Linked DNA regions of Mus musculus: region 1 is linked to region 2. Evidence: chromatin contacts called from ENCODE POLR2A ChIA-PET data. All regions are on one chromosome and are shown on one strand. The core of a region is the stretch at or near the end of the contact, and the rest is flanking DNA. Distances in the headings are between cores, read along the strand shown. Region 1 holds the start of Rasa4 (RAS p21 protein activator 4). Region 2 has its middle 17 kb from the start of Ssc4d.

Evidence for each region. ChIA-PET counts read pairs that join two places held with the same protein, here RNA polymerase II (POLR2A).
Region 1: POLR2A ChIA-PET joins it to region 2 with 10 read pairs in embryonic stem cell. The contact joins the promoter of Rasa4 here to the enhancer-like site in region 2. POLR2A ChIA-PET finds 5 or more read pairs at or near these places in 2 of 5 experiments (Patski and embryonic stem cell).

The regions. Positions count from the first base shown.
Region 1 is chr5:136,082,309-136,085,319 of GRCm38, forward strand. Rasa4 (RAS p21 protein activator 4) reads left to right here and starts at 1,608. Exons shown (of 21, transcript NM_133914.3): 1 at 1,608-1,869. The coding sequence starts at 1,805.
Region 2 is chr5:135,955,917-135,959,007 of GRCm38, forward strand. No RefSeq gene overlaps it. Among named protein-coding and RNA genes, the nearest start is that of Ssc4d, 17 kb to the right of the region's middle. Within about 2 kb of position 1,780, at least 1 of the 3 ENCODE cell types and tissues checked has a DNase peak (open chromatin) inside an H3K27ac peak, as active enhancers do.

The DNA.
Region 1 (3,011 bases), core at 358-2,857, 130 kb after region 2:
TTCAGAAGAGCAGTTGGTGCTCTTAACCACTGAGCCATCTCTCCAGCCCGATCTTATAGTCTTTAAGTAACATACAAACAATAATTCCTTGGGGGTACTTTTGGCTATTTTATTTTAGTAGAGAGTGAGATCCCCATCAGAGACTAACAAAGCTTGGTGTTTTTGCCGAGGACCAGAGTTTGGTTCCAAGCACCTACAGTAGGTGGCTCCAATTTCAGGGGGAATCTGATACCCTCTTCTGGCCTCCAGAGGTACTGCATATGTGCACATAGCATAATAAAATCTGGTGGAGTGGTGCTGATGACGCACCCCTTAATTCCCAGCACTTGGAGAGGCAGAGGCGAGGGGAATCTCTGTGAGTTTGAAGTCAGCCTGGTTTATAGAGTTCCAGGACAGTCAGGGTTACTCAAAGAAACCCTGTGTCAAAAAAAAAAAAAAATCTGTATGTATGTCTGTATCCCCAATGGAATCTTATTTTGGGGTAAAGAAGAATAAAATGATGTCACTCGTAGCAGAATTTTTGACCAGGACACTCAAGGACCTAGGTTTGGTCACCAGTATGGGCAGCGATGGCGGGCTGGAATGCAGATCTAGGGCTAGGTAAGTATGGTTCACTTGCTAAACTGCTTTGCAAGCAGAAGAATCACTCGTTCCCAGGACTAATGGATAGCTGGGCATGGTGTTGAACTCTTGTAAAGAACTCCAGAAGTGGGCAAGATGGAGAAAGGTGGATCCTGGAGTCTCACTGGCCAGCCAGTCTAGACTACTGGGGAGGTTTCAAGCCAATGAGAGACCTTGTGTCTTACAAGGTGGGGCAGAGGAGATGGGTCAGTAGAAAGACTCCTGCCCAAGTCTGATAATCTGAATTTGATCCCTGGGACCCATTTGGTGAAAGTAAAGAAAAGATTCTTGCGGGTGTCCTCTGATTTCCACTTGGGACCACAACATGTAAGCCACACCCTAATCAATCAGCCAATAAAAAACAAAAATTTTAAAAAGGTAGCCAGAGCCTGGAGGTGGTGGTGCAGGCTTTTAATCCCAACACTTGGGAGGCAGAGACAAGTGAATCTTTGTATTCGAGCCCAGCCTGGTCTGTAGAGAGAGTTCTAGGACAGCTAGGGCTACACAGAAAAACCCTGTCTCAAAAATAAATAAATAAACAAATAAATAAATGGTGGACGGATCTTGAAGAATGAAATCGGAGGGTGATCTCTGGCCTCTACCTGCACACCTGAACACACACGAAACCACAATACAAACACGCCCCAAACAATCCTGTTTTCCAGATTTGATGTCCTCAAACTTTCCCAACTGCCTGAGTCTTCACATCTTTCCAGGTCTGTCACAGACAAGTTACTCCCAGCGTGCGGCCATTAATGGATTTGCAGCTATGCTGCACACCCAGGTCCCTCCGTGAGCCTGGGCTCTCTCTCTGAGAATCGAGAGCACCAGGAGGGATCCTGGTGGTGGAAGAATCTCCGGGTGCCAGCAGCTACACTTCGGGGCAGGCCCCGCCCGCCCTCCCTTCCAGGTGGCCAATGAGGGACGCAAGCCGCATAGGCCGCGCCCATTCTGGGCATCCAGGACGCTGATTGGTCCTTCCATGCAGTGTCTCCCCGCCCCCGCAGGAGGGGCGGGGAGGGGTGAATGGAGTAGCGGAGATCCCTCAGCCCCAGCGCTCCCCTCTCTGGCCTCCGCACCCGCCTGCCTGCAGCGCCACTCGCACTGTTCCCCCTCCTTACCCCGAGAGGGGACCCATGAGTCCGAACCCCTCCCCGCCAGGCCTCCACGTCGCCGACCCGCAATGGCCAAGCGCAGTTCGCTGTCCATCCGAATCGTAGAAGGGAAAAATCTGCCCGCCAAGGACATGTGAGTAGTGGGTACGGGTGGTGGCCACCCCAACTTTGATGGGATCCCCTTTTATATACTTGACCTTTGCGGGGGGTCCTTAGGGCTTCCCCACAAGGAGAGCAGCGGAGAGGATGTGGCGTGTACAGCCACGGAGGGGGACTGGCTACGAAAATGGGGACAGCGAGATTTGCTGTGAATACCTGACAGAGTGGAGGGGCAAGCTAGAGGCGGAGGGCTAGAGACAAGGGAGGGGCTTCTCCACCTGGGAACAGCAGGAAGCCAGGGCTCATAGGGGGGCAGGAGTTTTAAAAGACTGAAACTGGCACTGGGATGGCATCGCAAGAACTGCCCAGGGTGTGGCTGAAAGGGGCGGAGTGTCCCCCCCTCTCTCTGTAGTTTGGGAGTCCATAACAACCCCAAGAGTTGTCCGCCGGACTTGTTCGCTATTCGCTATTCATTTGGGCAAGGCATGCAGGTGTGAAAAGTGGGGGTGGGGGTGTAGGTCAAGGGGACAGGAGGGATGCATAGAGGCAGGATTTAGAGTCTCCCTTGACTTTGCCGGGCCTCTCCCTTTAATCGCTCCCTGCAAGGCATTTCTCCTCGGACCACTTTACAGATTAGAAAACCGATGCCGACAGACAGGAAATGTTAGCTGGTGGTGTCAAAGCAAGGTCGTGAATCTAGGGCTCCTAAAATGCATTACCGTCCTTCATAAAGCTTCCTCTAATCCATCGCCAGATTTGGGGAGCTTTCGGACACCCCTTTGTCACACTGTTTTTAGTGAGTTCCCGAGGTCAACTGCGTGACTCCTAGAACGTGTCTCGTGGCTTTCTTATGTCCTCATTTGCAAAGATTCAGTTTCCCTTTCTGGACCCAAGTGCTTGAAATCCTAGTGTCGGGGAGAAGCCACGATCATAAAACCGAAGAAAGGGCGGGGCAGAGGCCTAGGGTTCAAAGTGCGCTCCGGGTCCCGGTGGGTTTCCTGGCTACAGAGAACTGAGAATTGGGGAGGTGTGTGTGTGTGTGTGTGTGTGTGTGTGTGTGTGTGTGTGTTCATCTCTCCGGCGGGCAGGCGGGCTCTCCCAGCACTCTCAGTGCCAGGAGCGGTTCCAGTTCAAGGCCCCCTGGGCCTGAAGAGGCCAGCTCAGCAGTTGCCATGG
Region 2 (3,091 bases), core at 530-3,029:
AGCTCACAGTGGGGCAGGTCAATCCTGGCTCTCTGCATGTTTCTCCATCTGCCCAGATTGAGTTATGTCAAACTTGCTCTGGTCTGGCAGGGCCAATCTTTTTTTTTTTTTTTTGTTTCTTTTTTTTTTTTTTTCTCGAGACAGGGTTTCTCTGTATAGCTCTGGCTGTCCTGGAACTCACTCTGTAGACCAGGCTGGCCTCGAATTCAGAAATCTGCCTGCCTCTGCCTACCAAGTGCTGGGATTAAAGGCATGTGCCACCATGCCTGGCTGGCAGGGCCAATCTTAAGACGACAGACACTCGGTCAGGGTGATGCTACACATAGAATTTGCTGTGGTACAGCAGGCTGTGTTAAAATCCTCAGTCTAACCCACCTGAGGTAGCTCACATCTATAAAACCAGCCACTGGGAAGATGATGGGGGTGGAAACTGCTTGAGGTCAGCCTGGACTGAAGTGTGAGATCCTGTCTCTGAGGCAAGGGAGTTCAGAAGTCTGCGTTCATTTCTGGCTACACAACACATTTCAGGGCAGCATAGGCTACATTGTCTTGTTTCAAAACAAAACCACAACCACAACACCCCTCAGTTTATTGTTCATGTTTGCCAGAGGTGGGGAACCTTTTCCAATTCTTTAATTGGTTTGTTTTTGAGACCATGTCTTATGTAGCATAGGCTGGCCTTGGATTAGCTGTATAATTGAGGGTGACCATCTGTCTCCACCCCTGGGACTTTAGGCATGTGACAGCCACCACACTGAGGTTTGTTTTCTTCCCTTTTTAGAAATCTATTTTCTTTTTGTAGTTGCTGATTTAAAAAAAAAAAAAGACATTTTAATTGTGTGTGTGTGTGGCCACATGGCCTCACCTTTACCTGTGGAACCCTTTCGCTGACCCAAACTGAGTTGGGGACTGAACCTTGGACTTTCTGAATGCTTGGACAGAGCTCTACCAGCTGAGTTACACACCAGCCTCCTTAATCTTGATTTATTTTAGATGTTTTTTACCCCATAGTGCCACCACACCCTATTCCAATTCTGGTTTTATTGTGAACCGGTTTTACAATTTCAACAGTCCTTTGTGGGTTAAATGTCCTCTGTGAAAGCGTCGCATGCCTTTCATCTCAGCAAGCAGGTCTTTGAGTTTGAGGCCTGCCTGGTCTACAGACTGAGTTCCATCCAGGGCAGCCAGCGTCATACAGAAAAACTGTTTCGAAAAAAACAAAACCAACCAAATGGTCTTTTATGAAAATATCAGTAGCTTTAGGATATAGCTCAGTTGGTCGAGCGTTTGCCTAGCGTAAGTGAAGTCCTGGGTTCCTCAGAATTGCATAAATGAGCAGGGGTGGCACGCACCTGTAACCCCAGTTGGGTGGGCAGAGGAAGAAATAAAATTAAAAAAACTCAAAGTCACCTTTGGCAAGCCACCCTGAACTGCATGAGACCTTGACTAAAGCATTTTTAAAAGGGGTGAGGGGGTGGGGTGGTGAGGAGAGAAGCAGCCTTGTGGCGCAGAGGTTGTTGTTGGTAAATACTCTTTGTAATCCGCAAAGGTCCGCGGGGACTGAAAATGTCGCCTAAACTACAGTGTCTTGGGAATGGTTGACCTTCCTTCCCTTGTATGGGCTGTACCGGGGACTCAATTCCTTTGTCAGACCAAACCTAGAACTCTGCACAAAAAAAAAAAAAAGACCCGCCCCGAGGCATGGAAAGGTCTCGAAGAGCGTGGCCCCGCCCCTGCCCCACCTAACCAGCAACCTTCCGTTTGCTGCGACTGGCTGAACCAGTTTCAAAGCTACCCAATCAAAATCCTTCAGTAAGATAGAGGCGTGGCTTCAGTTCCGACCCAGGGCGGGCTCTCCTCTGAGCTCCTGCGGTGACTCAGCAGGAAGGCGTGAGTTATTGGGGCCCGGAAGGGCAGGGCTACGTCACGTCCTACCCTGTCCGCCCCGGCCGTCGAGGCTTACGGGGCTCCAGTGGGAATCCCAACACCTGGACTCTGTTGGTTTTGTTTTGTTTTGATGACCCAGAAAAACCCTGGACCTTTCACTGATCTTTTGTTTCCTCCGTTTGCACAGTGGTTAAGAACACTTCCCGGAGCAGTGCCTGAGTGGGAAGACCCTGGAAGTTTGGAGTTTGACCTTACAGGAAGTCAATCCCAGTTGCCTCGTTTTTTTTTTTTTTTTTTTTTTCCCCTCTTCTCTTTTTGCTAATCCATCAATCCTCAAGGTTTGGCTCCCATTCGAGTTGTCAGGCAGGTGTGACAACAAATACACAAGGGAGGCTAGCCTGCTGCACTTCGAAAAACTCACCAGAACTTAAAGTCATCCTCAGGAACGTAGAGACCAGGACATAGGGTCCGGACGATGGTATAGATGATGAGGGGCCAAGCTGGCGTGATGGCTCAGCAGGTATCAAGAATCTGGTACCCGCATGGAAGGAAAGAATTCCTGTGACATGTACCACACATGTACTCAAACATGCATGCATTAGCCTTTTTTTTTTTTAAAGTAAGAGGGGCCTAGAGAGCTGGCCCAGCAGTTAGGGCACTTGCTCTTGCAGAGCCCCTGAGCTCAGTTCCCAGCACCCACGTGGTGTGGTTTACAACCATCATAACTCCACTACCAGGGGCTCCAACGCTTTGTGACTGTGGTGAACACAGGGTATACACGTGGGCAACATTCAGCCATGTATGAAAACATTTATACACAGATGCAGAGGTGTTTCAGTGGGTAAGAGCAATCATTGTACAAAGTTGGGGACCCAAGTGGGGATTCCAGCACCCAGGAGTAAAACCTGAGTGGCCAGGAATGCCTATAACTCTGGTACTACGGAGGGCAGAGACTGGATGACTTCCGGAGCTTGCTATCCTTTAGCCTAACTCAGCATTTGAGGAGAAAGCCTGCACCCAGGGGATCTGCGTGTGATAGAACTGGACGCCCTGTATCATCATCATCACCATCACTACACACAGGCACACTCAGTAATAAATCTTTGCGGGGTGGGGGTGGGGGGTAGGGAACCAGAATTGGAGTTTGTAGCTGTGGCTCAGTGGTCGAGTACTTGCCTTCCATGATTTAGGTCCTAGGTGGGTT